3 separate regions of the Homo sapiens genome follow, and regions 2 and 3 are each linked to region 1. Evidence: chromatin contacts called from ENCODE Hi-C or POLR2A ChIA-PET data. All regions are on one chromosome and are shown on one strand. Each heading gives the region's core, a stretch centred on a gene start or an enhancer-like site at or near the end of the contact. The rest is flanking DNA. Distances are from core to core; before and after follow the strand shown. Region 1 holds the start of CDK13-DT (CDK13 divergent transcript). Region 2 holds the start of HERPUD2-AS1 (HERPUD2 antisense RNA 1). Region 3 overlaps COA1 (cytochrome c oxidase assembly factor 1).

What was found. Hi-C counts contacts between places; a loop is a spot of excess contacts on that map. ChIA-PET counts read pairs that join two places held with the same protein, here RNA polymerase II (POLR2A). Pooled maps may share reads with other maps.
Region 2: a pooled map shows a loop between it and region 1 (10-fold over the local background). The contact joins the promoter of HERPUD2-AS1 here to the promoter of CDK13-DT in region 1. A Hi-C loop is called at or near these places in 10 of 50 pooled maps. POLR2A ChIA-PET finds 5 or more read pairs at or near these places in 2 of 52 experiments (CD4-positive, alpha-beta T cell and activated T-cell).
Region 3: a map with no recorded cell type shows a loop between it and region 1 (6-fold over the local background). The contact joins the enhancer-like site here to the promoter of CDK13-DT in region 1. A Hi-C loop is called at or near these places in 1 of 37 single-sample maps with no recorded cell type and 3 of 50 pooled maps. POLR2A ChIA-PET finds 5 or more read pairs at or near these places in 1 of 52 experiments (activated B cell).

What each region holds. Positions count from the first base shown.
Region 1 is chr7:39,947,588-39,951,036 of GRCh38, reverse strand. It overlaps CDK13-DT (CDK13 divergent transcript), which reads left to right and starts at 1,618. Exons shown (of 1, transcript NR_158201.1): 1 at 1,618-3,449. It overlaps CDK13 (cyclin dependent kinase 13), which reads right to left and starts at 781. Exons shown (of 14, transcript NM_003718.5): 1 at 1-781. The coding sequence starts at 395. RefSeq lists silencers at 1-203, 994-1,223 and enhancers at 714-993, 494-1,412, 1,464-1,713, 1,784-1,913, 2,174-2,223 and 2 more.
Region 2 is chr7:35,693,567-35,697,015 of GRCh38, reverse strand. HERPUD2-AS1 (HERPUD2 antisense RNA 1) reads right to left here and starts at 1,810. Exons shown (of 1, transcript NR_136255.1): 1 at 1-1,810. It overlaps HERPUD2 (HERPUD family member 2), which reads left to right and starts at 1,881. Exons shown (of 9, transcript NM_022373.5): 1 at 1,881-2,215; 2 at 2,389-2,832. The coding sequence starts at 2,686. RefSeq lists a silencer at 2,003-2,412 and an enhancer at 1,855-2,742.
Region 3 is chr7:43,657,784-43,661,232 of GRCh38, reverse strand. All of the region lies in intron 1 of COA1 (cytochrome c oxidase assembly factor 1), which reads left to right. Among named protein-coding and RNA genes, the nearest start is that of COA1, 70 kb to the left of the region's middle. Within about 2 kb of position 1,797, at least 6 of the 41 ENCODE cell types and tissues checked have a DNase peak (open chromatin) inside an H3K27ac peak, as active enhancers do.

The DNA.
Region 1 (3,449 bases), core at 369-2,868:
CCACCGCCGTCCTGCTGCGGCTGGGGCAGCGAGAAGACCCGACGCTTCTCCGCCTCCTGCCCGGCGCGGGGCCCGCGACGCCGCTTCTGCCGCCCTCCTGCGCGCCTCTTGCCTCTCGCCAGCCGCTTGACCTCCAGAGGGGGGCCCGGGCTGAAGCAAGAGGAGGAGGCCGCGGCGGCGGCGGCTGCGGCGGCGGCCGTGCCGGGAGCAGCCAGGAAGAGCAGAGGCGGCGGGGGCGGCGGCGGTTGCAGGAGCTGCGGCTGCAGGAGCGGCAACAGCAGCGGCGGCTGCTGAGGGGACAGGAATCGCCTCCGCTTGCGGCGTTCCTCCAACTTCTTCTCCGCCCAGCTCAGGCCCCCGCCTCCCCCCAGCGCCGTGTCCGAGCTGCTCGGCATCGCCTAGAGCCAGCCGCAGAGCGCGGCGCGGGTGCGGCCTCCTCCCGGGTCAGATCCTGGCCATCTCCCCCGCCGGAAACGGGAGCGGCGGCGGAGGGACACCGAGCACCAGAGCCGGCCGGGAAAAGCGCCACGATAATCCGGGTCGGGACTCGGGTCCCTGGGTTCCAGGTCACAGTGGGGTACGCAGCAGCCTCCGGGCCCCAGGGAAGCAGGAATCCGGGCGGCGGAGCTCCCGATTGCGCTCGTCGTCCTATCCTCGGCAGCGAAAACACCAGATGCGCCGGGCGCTGACCTGCGGGGGAGTCCCGAGTCCTCCAAGTGCCCCCGGGGGTGGGGGAGCGGCCTTGGCCGCGCTCTCGGCTCGGGCAGCGCAACGCGGAAGTACCACCTTCGTCGCCGCTTCACTCCATCGCGCCCTGACGTTGGGTGCAAGTTCAGGGGAGGGGAGTGGGCGAGACAACAACACGCCTCCACCGCCTCCTCCTCGGCGTCGACGTCGTCCTCCTGTGGTGGCGGCGACACACCGCAGGCGCCTCGGAAGTGGCCTGGGCCTGACAACAACTCCCGGCCTAGGGCCTCGCGCACTCTGCGGCCCGCGGGGCTGGGCAGCGGGGCGGGGCGAGGCGGGGGCGACCGGGCTGCGGCTCTCGGTTGGGGCAGCGACTGTGCGGGGCTGGGCGGGGGGCTATTTCCGGGGAGATGGGGGCAGGGGCGTTTCTGAGTCTGTGGCGGTAGGTACGGGCCCTGACTTTCTTCTTCTTTCGCCGCCGCCGCCGCCGCCAGCAGAGGTGGCGGAGCTACCCCTTTCCTCCGCTCCCCCCCTCCACGAGGAGGCTCCTGGTGTGCGCGGCCTGCCCCGGCTCGCTCCTCCCCTTCCCTCTCCGCTCCTCGTCAGGAGGAGGGAGAGCAACGGGACTTGCTGGTTGGGCCCTAACCTCCACAACCCCTCCTTCTCGCCTCGCTCTTTCGGCTTTTCCCCTCAGCCCTGACGTACGACCGGGAGCGCGCCCGCAATTCACGCTCAGAGAAAGCCGAAGATGAGAGGTGGCCGGGGCAAGAGAGGCGGGAACAAAGTTACCGCGCACTGGCGTGCTCGCTCCCGCCAGGGGCCGGCAGGCCGCACCGGAAGTGGCATGATGTAGAAACCGCTCGGCTTCCGGCGAGGGTGGGACTCCGTGTGAAGAAGGGTTAAAGAAAGGAGAGGATTCGTGTGCCGCCCACTGCTGTTGCTTGAGACTCTGCCCGTGGTGGCGCGCCTGTCGTGCTTGTTGCTTGCGTCCAGCGCGCAGTGCCGGTTCCGGCTCTGCAGACGCCGCACTGCCTGCCTGTTGAGCGAAAGGTCACAGTGAGAACAAGTGTTTCTGGAGACTGCGAGGGAAATAATGCTGTTGGTGGCCTTCTGGAGTAGGCAGTTACCCCCCGTGTACCTTCAGTCAAGCCCTGGGAGTGGAACAGCTGCGAAAGGAGAGAAAACACCCCGCAAAACAGGGTGGAGATGGCGTTGGTTTAACTTGTCTCACGTACGCCAAAGTTCGAGGCCCCATTTTTTTTTTTTTTTTTTTTGAGACTGAGTTTCGCTCTCGTTGCCCAGGCTGGAGTGCAATGGTGCGATCTCGGCTCACCGCAACTTCCGCGAGGCCCCTTCTTATCCTAAAAAACACACTTGGGAATCACAGCTCAAGCTTCGGTAACACTATTTACTTTAAAATAAAAATTTTTAAAGCTTTAAATCAATACAGGAAATAAGTGGAATGTTAAAAGGAACTACTGAAAATTCCAAATTCTCAGGAGGCTTGAAATAAAAACATCTTGTGCGAATGAGGACTGCCCTCTTAGTACTTCACCCACTTTCACCTTCATATCTAAACCTTTGGGGTTGCCAAACATAGCCATATAGTGACCTCACATCTCATTTCTTGCCTTAGAATTGCCCTTCAGTTACAGACTAAGCACTCGGGATAATTAGATTAAAATGTAAATGGCTTATTGGCTTTTAGAATGGTTGGAAACGCAAGCTAACCCTGTGCAGTGGCACACGCCTGTAGTCCCAGCTACTCCGGAGGCTGAGGCAGGAGGATCTCTGGAGCTCAAGAGTTCGAGGCTGGAGTGAGCCATGACCGTGCCACAGCACCCCAGCCTGGCCAATCAGCAGGGCGAGGCCCTGCCTCTAATAAAAGAAAAAGCTAAGCCGTCTGTTCAATGACTAAATGTAGTAACCCCTTTGAAAATTCATTTGTTCAGATCATCAGTTGGTTTAGTTCTTAAACACTTGGTATCTATCCATCGTTAATACCTTAGTGTAAATTATTTTAATCAGTTTGACATCACAGTATCACAGACTGGCCTGATTTAAGCTAAGATCAGACTTCACTGACCGAGTACAAAGGATGTTGGTTTGCTGAAGGATAAAGGAGGAGGCAAAGGAATAGGTAATCTTAAAGTCAGAGCATTTCCCAGGAGGGCAGGCCTGGGTGGGCAACACCATGGGATGGGCATTGGGAAACTGAATAGAAAAATAGGGGGCAGGGTTCCTAAAACAAATTTCTGGTTGACAGTATTGTTGAGTGAAGGTCCTGTAGCCAGCCTCCTACCAAAGACTGTTTAGCAAGTGGCTTTTTCAGAAACATGTAGGATCAACTTGTTCCATCGTCCTACGTTAGATAGACTGGAATAACAGAACAAAGAGAGCAAATAAGAGGTTTAGCTTGCAGCTCCCCTCGTGTACAACCAGTTCCACTTGAGAATGTCATCTTCTATCATATATTTTCAAAGAAAACTTGATCCATAGTAAATGGATAATTCCCATGTGTAAGTGTATTAAATGGAGAAGAAGGGAAAAAAAGTAAATGGATAGTTCCCAATCCAGGGTGCAAACAAAAAACATGTACTAAAATATTTTTACTGTGGTTCTACCACCCACGTTTCCTCAAAGATTCTACCTTTGGTGGGGGAGGTTGAATGAACATTTTGAGCTCAAGATACCTGCCCACGTGGTTGGAAACACTAATAACTAATAGGATTCAAACTCCAAAAAATGGGAAGGACCTTTGA
Region 2 (3,449 bases), core at 561-3,060, 4.3 Mb after region 1:
TTACTGGGGGTCCTTGCTCCCCAAGTTCCCAAGATGGTGGCAGGTCGCTTCCAAGATGGTGACGGGCCACTTCCGAGATGGTGGCAAGTCTTGTGTTCTCTGACCTGGGGTTCTTGGCCTCATGGATTCCAAGGAATGGAATCTTGGGCCAAGCGGCGAGTGTTATAGCTCTATTAGAAGCTGTGGGTCATGGAAGAGAATCGTGGAACCCAGTGACTAGTGTTTAGCTAGATTAGGACGAACCTGGGCACTTAGCCCTGCAGGAACAAGGGCAAGCCTTTAGCCCGATCAGGAGCAGCAATGGGCGCCTCGCTGGATCCAGAGGGATGGAAGTCAGCTGTGGGTCTGTGACAGCGGCAGACAGCAGTGGTGGACGGTGAGCGAAAGCTCAGCTTGAGCTGTGACACACACGTACCAGAAAAGTGTGCAATTGCAAGATTTAATAGAGTGAAAACAGAGCTTCCATACAAAGGGAGGGGACCCAAAGAGGGTAGCCACCGCTGGCTTGAATGCCTGGGTTTATATCCTGATCATTGTCCCTCCTGTTGTGCTCTCAGGCGATAGATGATTGGCTACTTCTTTACCTCCTGTTTTTCCCTAATTAGCATTTTAGTGAGCTCTCTTTACTACCTGATTGGTCGGGTGTGAGCTAAATTGCAAGCCCCGTGTTTAAAGGTGGACGTGGTCAATTTCCCAGCTAGGCTTAGGGATTCTTAGCCAGCCTAGGAAATCCAACTAGTCCTGTCTCTCAGTACCCCCTCTCAACAGGAAAACCCAAGTGCTATTGGGGAGGTTTGACCACCGCTCTAACTGCTTCCTGCTGAATTGGGGCACAGTAGGGGTTGTGCAGTTGAGATTTCCTCCGTAGGGGTGCCTTGTCTCTCAACTAATTCAGTGGTGGCTACCTCGAAGCCCTTCTGAAGCTAAGAGGGAAAGAGACCAGCTCGCAAAGTCCCCTATGTTATCTACTCCTAAGTGGAAGCTGGGAGCTGTGAAAATGCACATCTAACAACCCTTAACTTACTATACCGACTTCTAAACCACAGTAGAAAATGAAGAAAAGTTCGGCTATGGGCAATAGACTCAACCTTTTGTTCTATGTCTAACCTATAAAATAGAAAAATAATACTGTCATCCCTCATCTCCCACCATACTGAACACGCATTAGGTGCTCAATGAATACTTGTCCATTTTAGTGAAGATTAAGAGGAATGAGACGGAAACTGACACTTGAGAGGCTGGCACACGCCAGAACTGCACCACACTTTGCACTCATAGCTCATTTACTCATCAGCTTGTGGTCAGGTAGGCATTACCGTCCCCATTAGAGAAGTCAACGGAGGCTCAGCAAGGACGGCCAGGGTCCCCCAGAAAGTAGAGGAGGACTTCAGGTTTAACCAAAAGCCTGTACTCTTTACACATGTACCCCATGCCTTCTCCACCAAAGCTCCTGGCACCGTGCTTTGCAGACAGACGACGCTCAACACATTTTGAGCAGAAGCGTGGTTCAGCACCAGGAAGGACACCAACTTTTGCAGAGACGACTCTTGGGATGGAGAAAGACTTCCCAAATCTTCAGGGTGCGGTCAAGACAGGGTAGGCTAGCGCCAGGGGAGCTAGTGGCTAGGCCCCAGGGCAGCTGGGGCCGAGGCCGAGCAAACGGCCAGGGGAGAGGCTCCCAGGAGCCCGATCTGCCGCTGGGCGACGCGAAGCCTGGCGGCTAGAGTCCCGGGCAGCCCGAGCACGGCGGGAAGGCGGCAGCAACAGGATCGGCAGGGATGGCGGGGACGGGGGAGGTCCATGTGCAGGGGCGTGCCGCCGGTGACGCACTTCCGCCCTGCCTGTTCCGGCTTAAAGGGGCCCCAGACAATCCTCGCAATAACAACAAAACCGGCGCGCCAGCGGTGGCGCAACGGCTCTCGTCCCCGCCCTCCTGCTACCTGTAGTCGCCTGGGCCGCCCCCGGCCCAGCCCTGCCTTGCCGCCACCCTGCGCTGTCCAGACTGAGGGGTCAGGCGGAGAGCCGGGCCGCGCCTTCGGTCAGCTTCTCTCCCTTTCACCCGCGCCTCCTCGCGAGACCCGGGGCTGGGCCGTGCCGGTCGCCGCGCAGCAGGAAGGGAGCGGCTGCCACGGAAAACGCCTGGCCGGACGGTGTGGCTGGCGGCCCTGCCTGGGCGCGGAGGGCGGCGGTGGCGGGCCCCGCGGCCTTCTCTCAGGTACCCCAGTGCCCGCTGACCGCCCTGAGCGGCCCAGCTGCTTCCCCGATCCGCACCGCGGGGCCGTGGCGTAGGGGCCTTGTTGCGTTCCAGCTTGGGGGTCGCGGTGGGGCGGGGCAGTGACCCCGGGCCGGCCGTTGTGCCCTCATCCCTCCCACCCTTCCTTCGTATAGCTTCCTTTCTCCTCACGACGGCCTCCACAGTCCGGAGCCCGGCGGAGCCCGGACCTGGCGGGGAGAGCTGCCTCCACGGCCGGGCACCCAGACCCCACCGTCGCAGTCGCCACCACCTCAGTCCATCCTTGGTACCGGCAATGGGCTTCGTATCCTCCAGTGCACTTGTAACTGACTTGGACACGGAATACTAAGAACTCACTTCTGTCCTCATCCCAGTCGCGCCGGCGGTGACCATCTCGGCTCTTTTGGGCTTAACTGCCGCTCCTCTGGACTCTGTCTGACTTTGGGGGCACCATGGACCAAAGTGGGATGGAGATTCCTGTGACCCTCATCATTAAAGCACCGAATCAGAAATACAGTGACCAGACTATTAGCTGCTTCTTGAACTGGACCGTGGGGAAACTAAAAACGCATCTATCTAACGTTTACCCTAGCAAACCAGTAAGTGTGTAAAAGCTGGGGGCAGCTGCTCTGACCAGCAGCTTTTCGTGCCGTGTACCCTCCTTTTTCCTGCTTCTCCCCTCCAGTCTTGAATCAAATAGGTCTCTTTTGGTAGACCGCGAGGTATTTTGAGTTCTGAGGTTGTGTCTCCTGAGTGTTCGAACCATCATTAATATTTTCCTGATGAGGTTCAGTTAATTAGTAAGAGGAAGCAGAAATATCAAGGGACTTAAGAATTGGCAGGCAAAGACCGGGCGCGGTGGCTCACACCTGTAATCCCAGCACTTTGGGAGGCCAAGGCGGGCGGATCACGAGGTCAGGAGTTCGAGACCAGCCTTACCAACATGGTGAAACCCTATGTCTACTGAAAATACAAAAATTAGCTGGGCGTGGTGGCGCATGCTTGTAATCCCAGCTACTCAGGAGGCTGAGGCAGGAGAATCGCTTGAACCCGGGAGGCGGAGGTTGCAGTGAGCCAAGATCGCACCACTGCCCTCCAGCCTGAGTGGCACAGTGAGACTCTGTCTCAAAGAATTGGCAGGCATGGAAAAGGGACTACTTTCTTTGGACTTAAAGTCATCAACCTAATATGCGAGTGAGAGATATATCCTTTCTTA
Region 3 (3,449 bases), core at 548-3,047, 3.7 Mb before region 1:
AAATGGAAAACCCAATCCTAGCCTTAAAGTAGTTAAATGTCTATTGAGAATTAGGTAATTTAACAGCCATAGCATACTAAAGTAACTATTGTGAAAGTATAGGTGAAAGAAAATTAAGTTTGCCTTGGTAAGCCAAGGACCTCTTCTAACACTAAAATTAGCATTTGAGCTGAGACTTAAAGGGTGGTTAGGGTTGCCAGGGTGGACAGGAAGTGCCAGGGCCTGTGGCACTTACCATGTTCTGCTCAGTGTAACTCAGGAGGGTGGTTGGGATTTAAGAATGTGGTGAGGAAACTGGGCAGTAAGACCGTGTAATGCAAAGAAGCTTAGATTTTATTCTGAATAGGATGGGGAGCCATTGAAGAATGGGATACAATCAGTTTTCTGTATTAGAAGGATTCTAGACTAGAGAGGAATGAGGCCAAAGGCAGAGCAGTCTTGATAACCCCTTGGTTGAAAGAGATACTTAGGGGCCAAATTAGGGCATTTGGAGGATAAAGACAAGGTGGAAAATATCCAAAGATATTTAGGAAACAGATTGTATGGGTTTGAGGGGGCCTGATTAGATTGGGGGTAATTTAGGTGAGGAGCATAGGCCCTGGAGTCAGGCAGACCTGGGCTCAAATCCTGACTCTGTCACTTCTTAAAGGAGTGGCTCTCACAATTAACCCAAATCTCAGCTTCTTCACTTACAAAATAGGGAGAGTAATTCCTGCTTTATAAGACCCTTAAGAAGATTTGATAAGATACATGCAAAGCTCTTTCTTGCATGTGAGTAAACATATGGAAGCCACTTTTGTTTTTATGAGGATGACTCCCAGGTATCTGATTTAGGCACCTGGGTTGGTTCCGTTCACCAAGTAGGGAATGCAGGAAGGGGAGACCTGGTGTGGAGTGGAGGAGGGTCAGGGCAGGAGCTCACATGGGGACTTGTGGAAGTATTTACTAGGAATTTCAAGTGCAGAAGGGACACCTGGCCTGGAGATAGAGATGTGGGGATTATTTTAGTAGACCTAGATTCATGCCCTTGAATGAGATGTTCTTGGGGTCGGGGAGTAGGAAAGGGTATATAGAGTGTATCAATTTGCTAGGTCCGTCATTAACAAAATAGCACAGACTGGGTGGTTTAAATGACAGGAATATATTTTCTCACAGGTCTGGAGGTAGAAGTTGAAGATGAAGGTGTTGTCAGGGTTGGTTTCCTCTGAGGCCTTTTGCCTTGGCTTGTAGATGCCACCCTCTCCTTTTGTCTTAACACAGTCTTTTCTCTGTATGTGTGTATGTCTGAGTCCAGATTTCTTATCGGATTAAGATGCACCCTGAAAATCTCATATTAATTTAATTACCTCTTTAAAGACCTTTTTTCCAGATACTGTGATGTTCTGAGGACCTGGGAATTAGGGCTTCAACATATGAATTTTGGGAGGACACAATTCAGCCCCTAATATAGAATGGGGGGCTATGTAAAACAGGCAGGGGAGTGGAGAGGACTCTCCAGAGAAATAGAAAGCAAACACCTGAGTCTGTGAGAATAAAGGGAGGACTCTAGGGAGGGAAGAGTCAATAGCAAACCTCCCAGATTCCTTTTGTAGTCACTGATACCAAATTGTTTTATTTTTATAAATGTTTTTTTCTAAAATGGAGGCTCTTAATAGGAATGCTGAAGTAAATGTTTAATAGGGTTTGCCCTACTCATATTCATTTGCAAAATGGTTATGAATCAGAGTCCATTCCATGAAGTTTTTATGCCAGAAAGTACTGAATACCTTCTTGCTGTGGTTTAAAATCTACAAGAGAATGGCCTTGAAATGTATTTGTTCAAGCAGATGTCATGACTAATGATTTAGAAATCATGGTTTTCTATTTAAAACTTTCCATCAAGACTCTTTATCATTACTAAGTTCCAACTGCATGGTAGTTTTCAATGCTCAAGTTTTTTGTAAGGAGGTTTAAGGATAATATTGATAAATTCAGAAATCACTCTGCTATGCGCCTTGTCCTTCACCCTTTCCCCAATTTCTGTTAATAATTTGTCAACAAGTCCTGTTAATTCTGCTTCATATCTCAAGTGGATTTACTTCTTTGCAGGTCTGCTGCTACCAGCTAGTCCAAGCCACCACCAGCTCTGCCATGGAGCCTTTTAATTGGACTCCCTGCTTCCATTCTTGTCCTTTCTAGAGAAATCTTTAACAAAAAGCAAGTCATACTGTGTCATTTCCTGATTGAAACCTTCAGCATCTTCTCTTACACTTTGAGTAAAATCCAGACTCCCTACCATACCTACAAAACCTGCATGATGAAGACCCTGCCCTCTTGCCTGGCCTCCTCTTCCACACCTCATTCACGAGCCTGCCTTCTGCTTCTTGAAGATACCGAGCCTGTGGCTGCCTCAGGGCCTTGGCGTGTTTGGCGTGCCCTTCCCCTGGTTTTCAAATGATCCCTCCAGTCTCACATGTCACCTTGGCAGAGGTGCCGTTCTTCACTGCCACATTAAAATTGCGCTTCCCCCTTTCATATTCTAGTATGTCATGATATTTATTTGTTTGCTTATTTTTGAGAGAGTCTTCACATGGCATTTCCCACTTGAATATTTCAAGGTTTTGATAGTGAACACTGGCGAGAGGTAGGAGTGAAATTAGAGTAGATTTTAGAGGGAGAACAACCCTTACTATGTTATTTGGTCTTAAGAAAGTACAGTTTAGAAAACAATTCGATTTCATTCATTATTTGGGTTTTATAATTCATTATGAATATTAGCATATGTTTTATCAGGTGTTTATGTTATATCTTAGTTTCGAGAGGTTTGATTTGTTCTCAGATGACATTTTATCACATCTTTGAGCTAATTTCTTTTCAGTGGTAAATTTTTTTTTTTTGAGACAGTCTCGCTGTGTCGCCCAGGCTGGAGTGCAGTGGCGCAATCTCGGCTCACTGCAGGCTCTGCCTCTCAAGTTCACGCCATTCTCCTGCCTCCGCCTCCCGGTGCCCGCCACCATGCTGGGCTAATTTTTTGTATTTTTAGTAGAGACGAGGTTTCACTGTGTTAGCCAGGATGGTCTCGATCTCCTGACCCCGTGATCCACCCGCCTCGGCCTCCCAAAGTGCTGGGATTACAAGCGTGAGCCACAGCGCCGGGCCTTCAGCAGTAACTTTTTTAAAAAAAATAAATAAAATAGACTTAATTTTTTTATTTTAATTTTTATTTTTTGACACAGAGTCATACTCTGTCTCTCAGGCTGAAGTACAGTGGCAGGATCTTGGCTCACTGCAACCTCCGCCTCTCGTTGTTTTAATTTGCAATTTCCTAATAAACATATAATGTTGAGCACCTTTCATATGCTTATTTGCCTTCTCTGTATCTTTGGTGAGATGTTTGTTCAGCATTTTTGCCCATTTTCAAATTAAGTTGTTCATTTTCTTATTGTTGAATTTTACAAGTTCTTTGCATA